Linked DNA regions of Homo sapiens: region 1 is linked to region 2. A link is a loop called in an ENCODE intact Hi-C map of the cell type or tissue named here. Cell type or tissue: PC-9. All regions are shown on one strand. Each heading gives the region's core, and the rest is flanking DNA. Links, peaks and the distances in the headings are about the cores only.

Region 1 (4,395 bases), core at 307-4,306, 52 kb before region 2:
AGTATATGCTGAGTGTAGTGCTGGCCTCTGTGGACAGGAGGGTGGGTGTGTCCAAGAAGGCTTCCTGGGGGAGCGATGTTTGAGCTGAATCTTGAATATGTGAGAGCCAGCTGAAATGACTTAAGCCCCTTGCAGCCCTGAGTAGTCTGTATTAGTGTTATTCTCACTTGATGGAGAAGGACATGAATCTCAGAGAGGGTAAGTGACTTGCTCAAGGTCAAGAGCTAGTAAGTGAACTTAGGAAGTTTCTCTTCAGAGCTCCCATGCTCAACCACTGTTCTTTAGCAGAGGACAGACAGGTAAAGTCCACAATTTGACCCAGTGTTGGCAAGGAAAAGGAGACAGTTGTGAGGAGCGAGAGGACAATGAATAAACCTGACATCCAGGGCTGCCTCTATGAGAGGAGAGGAGCTTATGGTGAAGAGAAGGACAGACTTGATCTCTGTCCTTAAGATTTTTAAGGAGTTTATGATCCAGTTAGGAAGGTAAAGCTGGAAAGCTCTGTTTGATAGAAATAAAAACTACGATCACATGTACAGCCCAGATGTTGATCTCTAGGAGATGACAGCAAGCGGTCCATCACCACTGGCATCCACACATACCCAGTCCTCAAACATCGAGGAGGAGTGTGCGTGGCTCCACTCACTTCTTGGACCAGCCCTTGCTAGGTGGGATGCCATTGCTGTTCTAGAGGGTCATCCATGGAGCTCCCTGCATCCCACTTCTGGATGAGTTCTTTGGTAAGGCTCTGACTCTTTGGCCTGACATCATGGTGGGATCATGGAGCAGGGTGTTGAGCTTTTGGACCAAGAATCTGGAAGTCTCAGTTCTGATCCTGCCTCAATTGCTCACTTACTGAGTGACCTTGGGCAACTTGCTCAACATCTCTGGGCCCTGTTTCAAGTAATACCACAAGGTACACAGGTGTTGATGGTTGCAAAAGTTTTTTTAAGCATTCAAAGTATAAACGCGTAAGGCTCTTTGGAGAGCGAGTTCTTAGTGTTATATTTTTTAAGGGGGATAGATGGCCCCTGAGACACCCTCTCTTGGGTGGCAGTGAATTGGTTCAGCCACATGTCAAGGCCAGATAAGTCACTCAATGCACATGAGATTAATAAGTATACTACTTTGGACAACTACTTAATGTATCTGGGTTTTTTCTCCTGGCTATAAAATGAGGAGGCTGAGTTTTACCTCATAGGGTTATTAGGAAAATTAAGTGAGACAGTGCATAAATGGCTTCTGAAACAGAGTAGATAACCAGAGAATGTTCATTGCCTTCCCCTAATCACAACCTAGATGTGTGCTCATAGGTAGCTGCAGGTGCAGCAGGTGCACTAGGCAGGCGTCTCCAGTCTCATACCTAATCCAGTGCTTCCTAGATTTGTGGGTACCACAGTCCTGATTCCTGCCACATTATCAGACACCGGAATTAATGTAGAAATATTTAAAAAATCAATTCCTCTTTACCCCTAACTTAGTTTTAAAGGATAATCCATTTGAAGCCACAGGTTTAATACACCTTCATGTAAATTACTTAAATAAAAATATATGTATATTTTCCAAAATCCTTAGTTGTATCATACTTTGAAAAACACTGTGCTAGTCAAATGCCTTTGAGCTACTTGTCATGCTTGCTGGTGGTGTTTTCTATGTTACTTCTCGTTAAGAAATACTCAAGGAATTTTGGAGATAGGTTAGTGGAGGGAATTTTTTATCCCAGGAAATTTGAGGAACAGAACTGGCTGAATTTCAGTGAGGAACCCCAAATCCAGTTTGGTGTCTGGGTTCTGAGGCTTAAAATCTCCATCTGTCTCTAGATAGTGGAACCCAAGAGCCTCAACTGAGGCAGTCCTTCAAAAAGCTGCAAAATATTGAGTAATGTTATTGGCTGCAAGGAAACGTAACTTATGTTGGAGAGAGATTCAGAGTTACGAATGGGTGCCATTAGTAGGCAGTTGTAGCCTTTCTATTTGTATTGGGGGGGATTGGGATCTTTCTGGGAGGAAACTAAGTGAATGACCTTGGTTAGCTATTCCCATCTAGGCTTTTCTCAGAGGGTAAGTGCACATGCAGGATAGAATCCCACCCAGGATAAACAGCATGCTTTGGATTGGCCCGCTGAGCTTACCTCCTCACCTCTCAAGAATACAGCTCCACGCCTTGCAGGAACTGACTTGTATCTCTTCCAAGCTGCATTGCAGGAACATTATTTCTGCTCCATCAACCACCTCACCTCACCATAGCCCTGCCTTCTCCTTTATTCCAGGGCACACATAATGTAGCAGCTGCCTGCAGTTTGGCTGGTAGCTGGGTGATTATGTTAGTTATTAAACACAGTCAGTTGGGAATGAGTCACCAGGTATCAAGTGCCAGATCTGGTGTGGATGAGATGTGGGGAAGATTCACAGGCCTGATAAAATGTCCTCCTGTTTACCACTTTGCTCCCTGATGGAGACCAGCTCATCCCAGACCAGTGAAAATGTGTCCTGTTTGTCAAGACTGCACTTTTATTCCCTTCTGAAGAGAAATGTGGTTTTAATTCCAAAGATCAGGTGGGATGGCTTGTGTTCGTATGGCTGATAAATCATTTTAAAGAAAATTACTTTGGCACACCTGACATTTGTATGAATTCCTGATGAATTAGAGGAATGTATCCAGATCACGTCAGAAATTTTTTACCCTTACAAAACATTGTGGTCTGCGGGCAACAAAATCCAGTAAAGCTACAAAGCTGACCATCCTTCCAAGCTGCAGAAATGCAGTGTTCTGGGACCATGTCATTGGTGTACACATGCCACATGCTGGGCAGCCTACAAGGAAGAGAAGACCCCAGGGTAGAAATGAGGAGGTCTGGGTTTGGCCCCAGGTCTGCCCATTGGCCACCATGCACCAATGGGCAGAAGTAACTTGGTCTTGCTGGACCTCAGCTTTGCTGAGTTATGGACTCCAATTCTGATCAAAGCTTTACCCTTTCCCTGAGTAACATTGTACATATCCAAAAAGTATTTTTCACACAGTTCCAGGACTTGATGGACCCTGTGAAGTCCATCCATGGGTCTTGGGTTAAGGACCCCCAGATTTAATGAGCCTTACAGACTCACTCTGCTCTGGAGACTATCTTAAAACCCTATTACACTTTATAACACTTCTCCCATGGAAGAAACAAGAGCTGGCTCTTGGAGCTGGCTTTCTCATTCTTGTGGTCTCTGCCTCCTGGTTCAGCTCAGGGAATATTTATTGAGCACTTATTGCATGTAAGGCTCTGGTTCAGATGGGAGAGTTGCAAAGATGAATGAGATTCATACCCAGCCTTTAAAGGGTATAGCCTGTGGGAGGCTTCACATGTGGTCACCAGCACTAATGCTGATGAAGGCTATAAGGCGTGGTGGCAGCAACATTGGAGAAAAGGTCAAGGTTTGAGACCTGATTCCAGCCTTGTGATGAATTATAATGCTGTCCTTTGTGATACTAAGCAACTCACTGTGCCTCAGTTTCTTCAAATGTACAACAATTTTAGGACTTTCTCTGTTTCAGAATTGTCATAAAATTCAGAGATGCTAGTGAATTAATTTTTAAAAGTTGACATTAAGTACTACGGGACTGTGTAGTGTGTAGTGTGTAAAAGTCTTAATAAAGAGTTTTACAGTCTACCGGTGGAGATAAAGATCCACCAGTAAACTGTACAACTCTTAATATCAGGAGTTTTTATCTAAAAAAGTAAATAAGAATGTAAGAATGAATGACACTAAAAAAGTAAATAAAAATGCAAGAATGAATGACAATGCACACCAAGGATTCAGAGAAGGAAGCATTGCCTGGGGTTTGGCTGACTGAGAAAGCCTCTGCCTGGAATCCAGGAACCTTCATTTTGAAGGATTTATTACTTTACTCTTATTACTTTATTATATAAGTCATCCATGTTAACTGTAGAAAAATAGAAAATACTTATTGAAAAAAAAACCCTAAAACATAACTCATCATTTGAACATCTGGAGATAACCACTTTTTACCATTTGGTGTGAACCCTCTAGATCTGTGGATGCATGCACTTTCATGGACATTCATTCACTTAATAGTGTTTATTATGTGTATACAATGTTCCTGGCCTTGAGTTAGGCACTTAAGTTTATTATGGTAAACAAAGCAGATACTGTTTCTTAAGAACATTGTCAGCTAGGCTGGGAAACAGCCTAGCATTAGTTGAACAATTATTAGAAATATGTAATTGCAGCTGTGTCACCTCCTATGAACATAAGCACACATACACAGTTGGGACCATGTTATTGCTCTGCTGTCTGTGATCTTCCCTTTCTAATGTGCTGTGAACTTTTCTTGATGTCATTTGATGTATATACCAGCTATCTGTTGCAAATCGACCAGCCACTGAAACAC
Region 2 (4,395 bases), core at 190-4,189:
TTTTGGAATAGAGCCAGAGCTAAAGAGCCACTTAGACCAGGGTGTTTGCTAAAAATACAGATGGTCAGCCCTGCTCCAGAACAACTGTGTGGGACTCTTCAGAGGGAAAGCCTGTATTTTGACCAAGCCCTAGGTGATTCTTGGATAGAGCAAATTTGGTTAACACTGAAGTATGGAATCCAGGTAATGCCCATCTCTGCAGGAGGAGTATTTACTGCAAGAGGTGCAAGCAGCTGGGGATATGTTTCAGAGGCAGACACAGGCTCACCCCATAAACAGGAAGAGCTCATCAGGGAAGGGATTCTGAAGTGCTCACTATTGGGACTGAGTGGGCACAGCATTGCAAGGTCTCAAATTCTAGAAACTGGTCGTTTAAAGGCAGTCATATTCTTTGCTAAAATGAGGCTATGGGACTGGATGACTTTAGTCCTTCCAGCTCTGAAATCACTTGGCTCCAAACAATTCCATACAAGTTACATTAGGCAGAGATGAATATTTGTTAGAAGGGTGCCCCTAACGTCTGGTGTTTGCATTCTTTTTAAATATTGATCTATATTGTGTGAGTTTATTCACTTTCTATATTTAGTCCATGTTTCTACTTACCTGTGATTGTATTTTCGTGGAGAAGTAGAGCGTGTGTGGTTCTTTGAGACTCTGCCTAAGAACCTTCTATAAAGCTTTTGTTACCCAAGCTAACAGCACTGCTGCCTGGTGGTAGCTTTTGGAATTGCAAGCCCATCATTTTGGAAATACAGGAAACACTTGCATCAAAATCCCTTGGGGAATGGGGAACAGTCTTTGTTTTTTTAAAAAATGGCAAATTCCCATTTCAGACCAACTGAAACAATCTCTGTCGGTAGAATCCAGAAACCTGCGTTTATACTAAATACTTTATGTGAAACCTTATGCCCAATGTTGTTTAAAACCATTGCTTGACAGCAGGGTTTCTCAACCTTGGTAGTATTGGCTTTTGGACTGGAAAATTCCCTGTTGCAGGCAGTTGTCCTGCACAGTATAGGTTGGTTAACAGCATCCCTGACCTCTACCCACTAAATGTCAGTGGCACCGCCCCCTCCCCATTTGTGAACATCAGAATTATCTCCAGACATTGGCAAATGTCCCCTAGGGGGCAAAATCACTTTTGCTTAAGAACTGCTGCCCTGAGGTGTGCTGTGAACATCTAGCCCACTTCAATGACAGCAAGTGCCACAGGGTCACTAAAAGTTAAGATGTGACACCTGTCTTCACAGAAGGTTATTCACGCAAATGTGAAATGACTTCGGACTTGTAAGTAGAATAAAACGTTCTGGCTTTATGACCTTTGTTTTGATTTTTAAATAGTCATCAGGGAAAGTCATACAGGATGGACTTTAATTAAGGACTCCCCACACTTGAGCATGGGCCATGCTGTGCCTTTCTCAGGCAGCTATTTTGGCTCAGACTCCTGGTGCATGGGAGCCTCTTGGGAGGGATCAAGAGAGAGAAGTGTAACTTCTTTTCTCCCAGAATCTCTTTGCGATAATTAAATTCTATTAGGTTTTTCCATTGTGGGAAGGGGCTGTTTATTGTGTCAATTATATTTTTGTACAGAAAACTTATTCCCAAAAGGTTATAGACAATACTCACTGTGGGGAAAAGAGTTCACTGGGCATTCCTGTGGACCCTAGCCTGGTTAAATGAAACTTGCTGATCCTGTTCTATGATGGGGAGCTGAAGTCTCCTGTATGGCACCTGGTATGGGTTTCCCAGAGGTGACCTCTTGGACTTAACACTTCCACTGGAAGTCAGTTAACTGGGGGAATGTCAGTAGCCCCCAGCACCTTACAGGCTTTCTGATATTCTCATGCTGAAACAGAGTGCCCCACACAGGAATAGCCAAACACCAGGGAACATGTTGCAGGATGAATCCTTGGGTATTGTAGAAGGGATTGACTTCTTGTTCCCTAAAAGTAGAGGGTTGGGATTGACCCTAAGGAGGAACTGTGTGAATATGCTTCCTGTTGGATCTGGGATTTCATACAACGGGGCTGAGAGGCTGAGCTTCACAGGTGGCTGTGATGGTTGCTAGAGTTGAGGCAGCTGAGTGGGTTGGAAGCAGTGAGGTGCTTGATTTCTGCAAGGCTCTTCCACAGGTCCTCTGTACAGCCCTGGGGAAGCGTCTGCCCTTCTTGGGGCCCTTCTTCCACTGTTGAATGGGAGTGTTGAGCTTGGACATCTCCAGGGCACTGAAAGTGGCATCACTGTGTGGATGGACCTTGTGGGGAGAAGAGCTGGCCTATGCACCTCTTCTGCTCTGGGTGAGCCTAGACAAGAGGGTCCTCAGTAGGGAAGGAAAGGAAATGATATATGGTTTTTGACCTCAGTCTAACTCATTGTCCCCTCCTGAAGGTCTGCAGGTCTAGCTAGTCTCTGCATCAGCATGAACACTGGAGAGGGGACAGCCAAACCCTCCCAGACCTCCCCTTTGTGACTGAGGCCCCTGTGGCTTACTCTGACACCTGTGGGAGTGGATAAGTGTCGGGATGTACTTGCACTTGATTGAAGGCCTTCTGCTCAAAGACAGTCACCCAGCAGCCTTCTGATGCCTGAAAGCCTGCTTTGGGAATACAGTTCTTTTGGTTTAACACTTGATCTGGCATCAGATCATTTATCTAGCATTAGTCATTACATTTTGGTGTGAATGAGGTTCAGCTCATTTCCTGAGATCAGATTTCACTGGGAAAGGAGAATATAGATATTGTACTTCTGAAAGGGTCAGGTAAGAACAAAGAGTGGAACAAAGAGCCAGGAGGAACAAAAAGGGCACCGAACTTGGAGACCAGAACAGACAAAATAAGTTTCTACTCTCCGGTGTTGCCAAAGGGCAAGGTTCTCTGACTCCTTCCTCAACCACAGGTAATTTTCTGTGAATAACTGAGCATCTTCCATTTCAGCCTGCTCTTCTCTTCTAGTCTGAAACTCTAGCCAGATTTCTTTATTTTAAATAACCTGTGAAGACCCTCATTTTCTTCCAGGAACCTACTGTCTCTGTCATTCAACACCACTATTGTTCACACTTCTGCCTGACATTCTTCTAGTGGAAATCGACTTTATTTGCTCCTGAATGGGTAGGAAAGAGGTCATGGAAATTCCTCTTGAGACAACAAGTCTTACCACCCTCCACGGACACAGCAGAGATTGGCTGGGCTACCAAATGAATTTTTTATTTATATTTTCAATTATTCATAGTGACCGATTCCATGGGGTGAGCTGAAAGAAATGCCCAAGACAAGATTTTTTTTTTAGTGACATAAAGAATAAAATACCTTTCAGATTTTTAATTTTATTTTCTTCCATTGAAAGAGATTCTTGTTCTGAAGGAAACCTGGCAGTTCTGTATTGGTGCATCAGGGCAATGGCATACCTAGCAAGGAGGGCCAAGGTGAGGCTGGGATTTCATCTCCACAGTAGGTCTAACTCAGACACTATCCTCCGCGGAGGTGTCTTTCTGAAGTGCTTTCTGTGGAACACCGTCCATCAAAACGCTCTTTGCTGAGAGTATGTCTGATCACATACATGTTTGCAAGGCTTTGCTCATTTCCTGGAGTTGGGCAGGCCTGTGTACCCACACACCGCAGCCCTGGCGCTCTCTGGCAAGTCACCGAGCACAGTCACATGGTAAAGGATCAGAGAAGTCCTGCAGTAGAGAAAACAGTTTGCCAGCTTTAAAACCACTCATTCTCAGGTAATTTGGCTACAAAAGCTTTTTGTTTTCTTCCCGTGACACATTATTAGAAGGAACAAGTTTTTAGAGATGTTGCTGTATGAAATGATTTTCTCCTGGGATTAGCTGTTACCCACATCGTTGTAAACATGGAGTTTTTGCAAACCTATTTGAGTGACTGGCAGGGGATGCTGGGAAGTGTCGTCTCTACTCTCAGCAAGAGGGCCAGGGCTGTATCTGTCCTATTCAGGGGTATAGCCTGAGGGTCTACCACAGTGCCTGACACACAGAAGCTCAGTAAAAACTCATGGAACAAATGAGTGAGTAAGATAATTTTTGTTTAAAATATGTAATCAGCCTGTAAAACTCTTAGTTCACACACGTCCTTCTGTGCTAGTAGGCACAATCTCAAAAGCCAAGTGACATATTTCATTTTGCTTTTATTTTTTGCTATCATTTTTTCAAACCTGAGACATGACTGCATCCGTGAGGCCTAAGCCATCTTCCTTGGCAGCGTCCTGATTCTCTTTGTACAGTGAGACACCTGTTCGATTTGCTGGATTTTCTTGACACTTATGAAGAGTAAAGTCTCTGGGAATAGGTTTTGTTTATTCTGAGCAGATCTTAAAATATAACTACATTTATACTGTGCCTGCAAGGCACTCTGAGCAAACATGCACATTAGGAGAGGA

The links. Peaks named below come from ENCODE experiments on the same cell type or tissue, not always from the same donor. Only the 100,000 strongest peaks of a DNase experiment are listed, where the experiment ranks them.
Region 1: it touches region 2 in a loop (10-fold over the local background); 1 of 110 quality-filtered maps calls a loop at or near these places.

The regions. Positions count from the first base shown.
Region 1 is chr5:137,393,513-137,397,907 of GRCh38, reverse strand. The region is part of intron 2 of SPOCK1 (SPARC (osteonectin), cwcv and kazal like domains proteoglycan 1); the gene reads left to right. Among named protein-coding and RNA genes, the nearest start is that of SPOCK1, 100 kb to the left of the region's middle. In PC-9, for the core only: no CTCF peak of the experiment used is centred there; a DNase peak (open chromatin) is centred at 2,337.
Region 2 is chr5:137,341,238-137,345,632 of GRCh38, reverse strand. All of the region lies in intron 2 of SPOCK1 (SPARC (osteonectin), cwcv and kazal like domains proteoglycan 1), which reads left to right. Among named protein-coding and RNA genes, the nearest start is that of SPOCK1, 160 kb to the left of the region's middle. In PC-9, for the core only: CTCF peaks have their summits at 509 and 712; a DNase peak (open chromatin) is centred at 2,662; H3K27ac peaks cover 1,232 bases.